Linked DNA regions of Mus musculus: region 1 is linked to region 2. The links are chromatin loops, found by intact Hi-C in ENCODE. Cell type or tissue: left cerebral cortex. All regions are shown on one strand.

Region 1 (5,000 bases), 430 kb before region 2:
GCCCGGCGACATGGCCGAGTTGAGCGAGGAGCCGGTGAGGTTGTTGATGTTGTTGAGGCCCGAGTTGGGCATGCCGGGCACGGCGCCCGGGCCCATGCTGGACGGCATGGTCATGGAAGAGATGGAGCTGGGGGCCGAGAACATGGATTGAGAGGAGAGCGGGCTCATGGAGTTGAAGAAGGTAAAGCTCTTGGTAGACAGCGGCGCCGGGGCCAGGCTCTTGGCCGCCCAGTTGTTGTAGGAGTAGCCGGCAGCGTACACGTCCTCGTAGGGCTGCACCAGGCCGCTGAACTGCGGCACATAGCCGCCCTTGCACAGGTCCAACTGCTGGTTCCGCTCCCGCTTGCGCCATTTGGCTCGCCGGTTCTTGAACCAGACCTGGAGAAGCCAGCGGGAGAAACGTCAGGGCCGCGGTGGCCAGGAAGGGTCCTCACCCCCAACTCTGCAGCCTCCTCTCCTAACACCCCGTATTTTCTTCGGCCTCTGCCGAGATTTTCTGTAATGGTTCCCTTCGCGTCTCCAGAAAATACGAGCCCTCTCCTCTTCCCCCACACCCCCCCCTGCTTTTTTTTATCCTCTTCCCCAAGTTAAATTTATTTTCTTTTTCTGACTCGGATTCTCTTTTGTTTGAACAAATATTCGTTTTCTTTTCTCCCTCCCAACCTGTCTTCTTTCTGCCATCTCTCTCCAAATGGGGTACCACCACCCTCTTAGTAGTTCAATCTTTTTCGTCTCCTTCAAACACAAAAAGTATTTTTCTTCCTCAAAACTGACCATCTCCGATTTTTCAGACGAGTTTCGTTGTTCAACTATTTTGTTTTCATCGGCATTTATTACATTTAATAATTTTTCTCCTCCCAAAATGTAAATTTTTGTCCACTTCTTGACTATCTAAACTCCAGTCTGGTTTTTTTCTTTATTTCTTGTCCCCATTTTATTCTTTTCTAAATATTTAGTTTATCCCTTCTTTACAGATATCTGACCCTCACTGTTTCCCTTAAATAGTCGATCCTTTCTTTTTCTAAATGCCTAACCTCTTTGCTTCCCTTAAATATTTAATTTCTTTCCTGCTGCCTAAATATAATCCAAATATGTTTCTCTGCAAATATTTAATTTCTGTAAGTTTATTAGTTTCCCTCTAATCTCCACCTCTGTTTTCTCCTAAAAACTTTGGTAAGGACCACTTTTCTCTCCCTGACCACGTCTTCCCCGACTTCCCCTATCTTCCCAACATTGGCCCCCGACCTCCTAGCTCATTCTCCAGGCCAGGATCCCTGTACCCCAGCCTTTCCCAGGCCCTGATTCTATCTACCCAACCCCACACCATCCCCACTCCCATAAACCTGGGCAGGATTAGTGAGCTCCGAATTACAGGGTGAAGGTCTGCTGCATCCAGGCTCCCACTGGGTCGGACCAGCCTCACTGGGGAGGGCTGAAGGTTGGGCTTATGGCAGGGGCTCCACGAGGCAGGTGGGACTTTGGTCTGGCTTGAGAAGTGCTCCCAGTGTCTGATTAAATATTTGCCCACCCAGGGAAGAAATGATTTCCTTACTTCTCCTGAAGGAGCGGGTAGCATTTGCTGGGAACTGTGGAAGGTGCCAGAATACAGTGTGGCCTTGGGTCTGGGACCTTACATCTGTAAAGTGTAGTGGAAGGGCCACTCACTATCAGCGTCCCGCTCCACATGACCCCAGACCTACAGTGGGAAAGGGCATTAGGCAAAGGTCCAGCTAGTACCTGGCTGACTGGCCAGAAAAGATGGAGAATATTCCAAAAACAGTTTGGAGAAGGGAAATTCAGAATGAGATCACAGTTCCAAGAAGTTTGAGATACCCCAACTCAAGCACCTTTCAGGCCTCTCTGAGGCAGCCAGGCACGACCTGTCTTTCCCTTTCGTTTTCCAGGGGATGAAGGCTTAAAGCTCCCGAGGTCCTTAGCGGCAGAGAATCCTCTGCCCAATCTCCGGCTCTGAGTAATTCTGACAGAGTTCAGGGCAGGGACAGGGTCTTCCGACAGGGGCTTGCAGTAGCTCCTGTGGGACAGGTAAAAGGGCTAAGAAAGCAGTAGCCCAGGGACCTGGCTGACGTGGGTGGCTGGCTGGGGCCTAAAGTGGGGTCTCCTACGAAGCAAGGTCCGCGAGGTCAGAGTTGTAAGTCTAAGCTACTGAGTGCCAGCCGGTAGCCCTCTGCACGCGCCCCACGCTCACCCGCACTCGCGGTTCAGTGAGGTTGGTCCACACCGCGATCTCCTCTCTCATGCTCATGTCGGGGTAGCGGTTCCTTTGGAACGTGGCCTCCAGCTCTTGCAACTGCTGGCTTGTGAAGTGAGTGCGTTGCCGCCGCTGTTTCTTCTTCTTAGCTGGGTCCTCTGCACCGCCGCCGCAGCCAGCACTGCCCGCGCCACCATCCTCTGGCCCCTTGGCTTCCCCACCGCGCTCCTTGTCTGCAGCAGGTAGGAATGGGCGCGAGTCACCTCGGGCTAACACTATCGCGCCCGGTCCCGGCTCCACCGAAGCGCCTGCCGTCAGCGGTGGCTTCCCTCCCTCCATCCAGGGGCCCTGGGAACTGTTTCCCCGCTGGAAAGGAAGGGCCGGGTGCCGGTTCTCAGTAAGCACCCCTAGATCTGGCGTGCCACAGCAAAGAGCCCGGGAGCCACATCTGGGCCTGGGTTCCCAGCTAGGCAGGGCCTGCTTCTGCAGCTCGCTGGCTGCGGCCCTGCTGAGACTCTTGAAGGTCTAAATCTGAGCGGACACCTCAGCTTTCCTGAACGGGCATCAAAACTTTCCAGCTGAAGCTAGCATATCTGTGGGGTAAGAGCCATGTAGTCGCCTGGAATGTTGTTCTTGCCAGGGCTGTGTCAGAGCCGCAACTTAGCTTGGATCCCAGCCTTACCGGCCTCGGATTCTGAGGTCTAGAAAACCCTCCATTTGCAGCCTAGACAGACATATTCTGTCTAAGTGACCCGGGCCTCTCTGTCTCTTTAAAGCTACTCAAGATGCACACAGTAGTCAATAGCATTCAAACATAACGCAAAGGAACTACAAACCAAAACGGAGCCCTAGAAAAGCTCAGAGCTCTCTCCCTAGAAACAGAAAGGTGCACAAACCCTCAGAGCCAGGGAGGCAGAACCGGAGCAAATGTAGATCAAGAAGTCAAAACCGTTCCTGTGAACACACCCCTAAACTAAACACACAGCCAAATGTGTATAAACTCCAGTCAGATGGCCATTTCTCTGGGAAAAAGAATCTATGCATCACTGCAGGTAAATTTTAGATTCCCTCACACAAACACTGGGAGAGATACTTTCCAAACCCTAGATAAATACATTACAGCGAGATGATTTAAATTCACAAAATAAAACTGCTACGAATGGATTTTGATGGGGGGGGGGGGAATCTCAAAGAAATGCGCCATTTTGAATTGACTTTTAAAAAATCTCTCCAAGTAACTTGTGGCATGTAGGTTCTTTTAAATTTCAGAGAAATACTCCTAGTGAATTGTGTCAAAGGAAGCATACAGTTAAAATTGTTAATTTATCCCTGTAGATTTGATTTGAAAATCAATCTCTACAGGTTTTTTTTTTTTAAGCAAACACCACGCTTAAAACTTCTAAAAACAAAAGTACACTCAGAGCTTTGTTTTCTAACCAAGCAAACAGAGGTTGGAAAAAAGTCACTTAGAGATGCAAAACAGAAACAAATACCGATTAAATAAACGTGGAAGAGATGCCCAGGGCCCGGGATGGCTGTCCCAGGCAGCCTGGAGATCTGTGACTATTTGGGGTTGGGACCCCCCTCCCGTGCACAGCCGCTCCAAGACAGGACAGGCCTGGAAACGGACATGGCCGAAGCCACCCAATCTCGGGCCCAGCTCAAGAGATCGGGGTTGTTTTGTTTTGTTTTGTTTTTTAAAAGACAACTGGGGGATTTGTGGAGTCGAGAACCCACCCTGGCTGGACCCCTGGTGGCTCTGGGCTGAGGTGTCCACGTGGGCCAGGATCCCCGCTGCAGCAGGGTTCTGCCGGCTCTGCCGGGAGTCAGGCCGCGCCTCCTAGCTGGCTGGCTCTCGCTGTCCCCAGAGCTCGAGCTCGGCTTTACGGACCCCTCTCTTCTAGCCTGCTCTGTGACCCCACCTCTTCTTTTAGGATTCTTTCCTCCATCTGTCAAGGTGTCTCTTTGGGCACTTTGTCTGGCCACCCCTTCTACTCCCTGCACATCTGCTTCTCGCCCTGAGCCCCAGCGACTCCTCAGCAACCAGTTAGGGAAAACTCAACTTTTTTCTCCCGCGTGCTATCTGCTCCTGCTCCAGAGGGGCTGCCAGTCCCACTCAGGGCTTGGCGTGTGGGGGACTGTTTGGAAGTGACTTCGCGTGTGCGTGCGAACGCGCGTGTAAATTTCCGTGTTCATCGTCAGGTTAAGACCAGGGAGGAAAAAGAAAGCTCCTCGCTGCAGAGACGCAGAGGGGACCCGGCTGCGTGCCAAGCCGCCCGGTGTGCGCGGAGGCTGGATGCCCGCCGCGGGTTGGGGGAGCCGCGTTTACCTGGCAGATCAGCGTCGGACGATTCGCTGGCGGAGTTCTCCAGCGGCTCCCGGGGGTCGGCGGCGCGGGCCAGGTGGAAGCTGGGCCCCATGTCGTGCGGTGGTGGTGGCGGTGGCCGCAGCCCCTCCGGTAGCCTCTCCAGGCTCATGCCTCCCTTGAAGGCGTCCATGGAGGTGGGGACCGCAACGGGCGCTCCAGGGGCCGGGGCTGGGAGCTCCCGGCCGCCCAGGCTGCGACCTGTTGGGGACAAGAGAGTGGCGCCTAAGCGGCTGCCCCCCAGGGCTGCCCGCGCCCACAGCGACGCCGTTCGAGCTCCATCGACCTCTCCAGGCTGCGGGACCGGGTTCGGGGCTCGGGGCTCCGCCACGCGCTCCTGCTGCTCCGGCCTCAGCTGCCCGGCCGGCCCGGGCCCCAGTCCCGATTCGAGGCCGGTTTCTAAGGCTCGGGTCGGAGCCCGCAGAG
Region 2 (5,000 bases):
TGGTTTGGCTTTCTGAATCCAGCCTGCACCTGCCACGGGAAGCCAAGTGACCAAGAATTCATTTCACTTCATTTTATTTTTAGCTGCCTTGTGTATTTGCAATCCTTAACATCTTCTTCGTGGGCAGGAGATTAAAAAAAATTGAAGCCACTGCCTGTGTGTGGGTCAAGTGTGGGAACCCTGCGAGGGGCATGCGGAAGAGGTCAACATGAAATTTACCTCAATGGCTACGCAAAGAATGCCAAACTAAAGTCCGAAACCAAAGCGCTCCCCTCCTTCACCATCGTTAACACTGGGCTACCTAACTTCACGTCAGGTTTCAAACACAATTGCATTTTGTTTGCAGTAATTAAAATGTTTTAATGAGACAACCATAAAATCCACCATTAATTATTTTATTTCAAACACTTCTGCCTCCTTTTGAACCAGGTCTATTTAGAAATGGTTTGAGAGTAGCCCGCGGTTTTATTCTTTCCTCTGTATTATGCACAGGAGTGGAGAAGTCATTTATAAATAATTACACAATGTTTTGAGTCTTTGGGCTTGTATAATATATCAAAGCGATTAGTACACTTATTGTCCCGTTGTAAAAGCTCTTCCCCCCTCCTTTCAGTTTCGCTAGCCTTGTCTTCTAGCTAAACCTTTTTCTGGAAACCCTTTGTCTTCTTCCTTCTTTTTGTTTGTTACAGTCCAGGGCCATTCTCGGTATTCAAACTCTCGCAGCAGGAGCAAAGAAAGCGACTTCAGAGGCAACTCAAGTTTTACCATAACTTTCTGGCATTTTCTTTTCTTCTGGTTTTCCCAGACTACCTAGGGGCGATGAAGAATTATAACATACATGAATTATTGGTACTCCCCTTGAGTTAAAGGGAGGGAGGAAAGCGCCTCATTTTCTATGCCCCCAAGGGACAGAGCAAGCGGGCAGCGCAAGTGTATTTATCGCTTTGAATGTCTTTGGGACGCCTCGGTCCTCTCTGTTGCCGGGCGCCCCCGGAGAGCCAGCATTTCACTATCTCTTTTATGGGGCCACAAATAAAGATTGGGGGCTGGAGGAAGGGGGTCCCCCAGCCTTGTGTCGCTGACCCTCGCGCCACAGTTCTTCCCACGCCCGGGCCCTGGGAACGCGCAAAGTGATCCGGCGCCTGATCAAGCACGCGGCCCGGGTGCGGGCGAGCGGGTTCCTCTCGTGAGCGAATTAGGGTCGCACGAGACGCGACTGAGCCTATAGCCACGTGAGGACCGGGAGGGCTTCAATGGTCTCCAACACGCTAATCCTTGTTATCCCACGGCGCGGCCTCCCTGCGGAGGGGAGCGTGCTGCGGGAACGCTGGCGCTGGCTGGGAGTCAAAGGCGACCTTGTTCCACTCCTGTCCCATCGCGGGCGCGGCCACACTACGCCCGCACCAGAGAGGCTGACTAGATTTAGGCGGGGGCGCAAGGATGAATTCCGGGGACACCGAGGCATAGCGACCTTGGCGTCAGTGGGAGAAAACAGTAAAGGTAGGTGGAGGAGAGAGTTGCAGGGAAGAAAGTCTCCGGGGAGAGGTGATTCGAGGGGGCTCCCGCTAGCCAGCCCCTCCCGCAGCCCCGCCCCGCCCCGCCCCGCCCTGTCCCCCACCCCCACCCCCGCAATCTGTCGGGACCCGCGCCCCGTCTGCATTTGAAGGGCCGCGCGGCGCCGCCGGGAGCGCTGAATGGCGCACGCCCGGCGGCCCTGCTGGATTTGGCCACATTTGCATAGCAGGTGCTGCTGCTGGTCCATTCTTACTTAAAGAAGTTTTAATATGGGATAAATGACCGGGAATTAGGAGCTGACGTGGGAGGGACTAAAGAAACCGTGTCGTTCCTTTTCTCACCGTAGTCTGGCGTGGAAAGGGGAGGGGGAAGGAGCGGAATACGAAGTGGGATCGGACTTTCAAAGTCCGCTCCTTCGGAAGCCCAGGTCCCTCCCTACACACCAAAGGAGATAAGAGAAAACAGGAGGGGACTTTAATCAATTTGATTTTAGAGTCTGTTCTGCCAAGGGTAAGGCAATAATCCGAGGAATAGTAATAAGATTAGCGAGCGAGATCTTTGAGTCAGGGAGCCTGGCGGAGTTTAAAATGTTAATCCTGGCCCTAATCCGCCGGGCTGGCCGACCTAACCAAGCACCGCACCAGTACTGGCAGACTTTCTTCCTTACTCTTAAAAAAAAAAAAAAAAAAAAAGTCAGCGAGGTCCCTGTAGGCAGATTTCTGAATCCCAACGTTTGTTCTTCGAGGGTGCCCTCTGATGGCTCCCGCCTCTCTGTGCAGGGCTGCATAAGACTCCTTCCTCTGGGGGAAATCAGGTCCTAGAGGCCGCCTGGAGCAAAGCTTCAAAGACATGGTGGAGGAGCTAGGAACAAAAGCAGCTCTCCTTGTCTTGCTCCCACAATTCCCCTTAAATCAGACTCCTGAATATTCCCAAAGGGATACCCTGGTTTTCAGGTTTTGTCAGTTCTGCTTAATCGACTTTTGTTGTTGTTTTTAGGGTGGAGGATGGGGCGTGGGGGAGAAATGCCTAGAGTCCAGGGACCTCGGAGGAGCTTCCAAATGCAGTAGACGTGCACTCAGGCCTCCCTGAGACCCTTGGTCCCCATCTTCTTTTCCAGTTCTACCTCACTCCGTGTCAGGCTCGTCCCTGGACTCAGGAGACAGGCCACTGGTTATCCTAGGGCTTCTCGGTATGCCCGTTTCCCCAGGAAGGCAGTGTGGGGTGCTCAAATGGACCATATGGTATGAAGACGCGAGCCGTGGCGCCCACAGACAATGGAGAAGAGAGGGGCCCAGGTCAGTGGCGGCGCTTGCACTGGGGCAAACTTCCCTTTCAGCCTAATGAAGCTGTTGTCTGGGGGTAATGATGCAAGCGCCTGGCGGCTTTCTCGCCACGATAGTCTAGAACGTGATTTGTCATACAATCTGAATCTTTGGGACGACTTTAGACAGAACCTCCCCCAAAGATGGAGATGAGCCATATGTCCGCTTTGCATCTGAAGGGGAGGTGGGGGCAGGGGTTGGAGGGAGGACTGCCCGATGAGGGGGAGGACACAGTCCTAGATGAGCGGAGTACTGCCTGACCCTGGAGCCTCAAGGGTGGGTGTAGTTCCACAGCACAAGATCGCAGAGTTGCGCTGGGGGTGGGGTAGGGACATACCAACCTTCTTTGGCTGAGTGGGGTGGCCACTGCCCCTGGCTCAGGGACCGAGCGCTCACTTAGCAACAATGCTTAGAATTCTCTTCCCTGTGTCCCTGATGCTAATTGGGGCCATGATAGACTGAGTTTGCTGCATAGAAAAAAAAAAAAAAAAAAAAAAAAGCAAGGACCATGTGACAAGCAGCCTGTGCCTCAGACAGGTGGGAGCTGGAGAGAGGGGGAAGTCACAAGAAAAATCTAGGAAAGTGGAAATAGCCCCTAGGAAGGCATCCACCTTGGGCACAGTGGGGGTCACCTGAAAGTGCCCGTGCAGTGACCTGAGGCCAGCAACAGGAGTCCTGGGGGTTTCAGCTGTACCTCTCTTACAAAAGGGTGATCCCAGGTGGGCTTGTTGACAGTCAACCCCCTCATTAGAAGGGGAGGGCCATGAGACCCTCACCTGAGGATCCCAGCCACCACCTGCCCTAGTCAACTCTGCTTTAATTATACATGGCTTTGGGGAAAGGCTAGGGTGCACAGGTCTGGGACGGCTGACTATGTGAGGGGACACCATTCGCGAGATACAGGAAAACCATCATTCCCACTGGATACAGCCTTCCTTTTGGAAGGGGGAGCACCCACACCTTCTACACCCCTGTACGCAAGCTATTACCTATGCCTTGTAAGGAAGCCCGAGAAACTCTTTGGTTCTTCAGATATACTTCAGTAGATTTCTTCCTCAGCTTGTTAAGACCATAGAAGGAGGTAAAGACATTGTTTATGTCTCTCCCTGGGAAAGAATTTTAGCAATGTTTTAGACAAACAGAAAAAAAAACCACATTATTCGTTATCATCTAAGTGCATCTTACCTTACCACTGTAGGACATATTGAAAACACACACACACACACACAGAGTTTGTAGGTGCAGAAGCCCCAGGGCCTCAAACACAACCTGTATTAAGAGTGACAAGGACAGCCAGTGGTGGGGAGATCGTATCTGTGGACCTGTATTAAGAGTGACAAGGACAGCCAGTGGTGGGGAGATCGTATCTGTGGAGTGGAACCCTAATTCCCTCTAAAGGAAAGTATTGATGAAGCAGAGAAGACACATTCACAGCTCCCATGGATGAGACCTATTCCTCTTCCTTTTGTGCCTTCAGCCCCTGGCAGTGGTGTTCATGCATGAGTGAGGTTCATGTGTGGATATATACACATACACACAGTTCTTCCCCATCTTGGGAGGAGGAGGGGATGGGAGGAGGTCTAAGCCATACCACGTCTTGGGGATTACCCCACCTCTGTAACCTGAGAGTACCCACAGATTGGCATCCCAACCCCGGGCACTCTGCTGGGTGTTCAGCCCCTGCTGGAAAAAGGCTCGGTGGGTGGGTATTTATGCCCACACTCTGCGGTGGTGTAACTTGAGGAGATAGAGAGGGTGGGGTGGGAACGGGGGTGCTGCCATCCTAGGTGGCAGAGTCCCTAATTACCCCTGCGGGCTGTGGGAGCTGGGCAGGCACAGATTGAAGGTCCTGGTGACTCTCTCACCTCCTCACATCACAGCCAAGGTCATAGGTCAGTTATCGTCAAGCTGTGCCAAGGGGCTGGCACATGATACTCCCCTAGTACCATCAGCCTCCTCTGGGGACTCTGAGGGCAGGAGGTGGGAGAGGAGTTGCCTCGGTGATAACACCCAGCTCGGCACAGCTCAAAGCCACAAGCTTCTTACCACAACACCTGTTCCCACCAAGTGAGCAAGTGTCCTGGTGTGGGAGCAGGGAGGTGGCTCTCATGCATCTGGAGTGAGGTGGGGGCAGGGTGGTGGGAACTCAGTGGAAAATCCAGC

What was found. Peaks named below come from ENCODE experiments on the same cell type or tissue, not always from the same donor. Only the 100,000 strongest peaks of a DNase experiment are listed, where the experiment ranks them.
Region 1: it touches region 2 in a loop (6-fold over the local background); 10 of 42 quality-filtered maps call a loop at or near these places.

Annotation. Positions count from the first base shown.
Region 1 is chr13:55,826,234-55,831,233 of GRCm38, forward strand. It overlaps Pitx1 (paired-like homeodomain transcription factor 1), which reads right to left. Exons shown (of 3, transcript NM_011097.2): 1 at 4,539-5,000; 2 at 2,207-2,442; 3 at 1-378. The coding sequence starts at 4,707. Among named protein-coding and RNA genes, the nearest start is that of Pitx1, 2.7 kb to the right of the region's middle. In left cerebral cortex, no CTCF peak of the experiment used is centred here; DNase peaks (open chromatin) are centred at 238 and 2,882.
Region 2 is chr13:56,257,626-56,262,625 of GRCm38, forward strand. No RefSeq gene overlaps it. Among named protein-coding and RNA genes, the nearest start is that of Neurog1, 7.9 kb to the left of the region's middle. In left cerebral cortex, a CTCF peak has its summit at 2,279 (motif pointing left); DNase peaks (open chromatin) are centred at 643 and 2,251; H3K4me3 peaks cover 614 bases.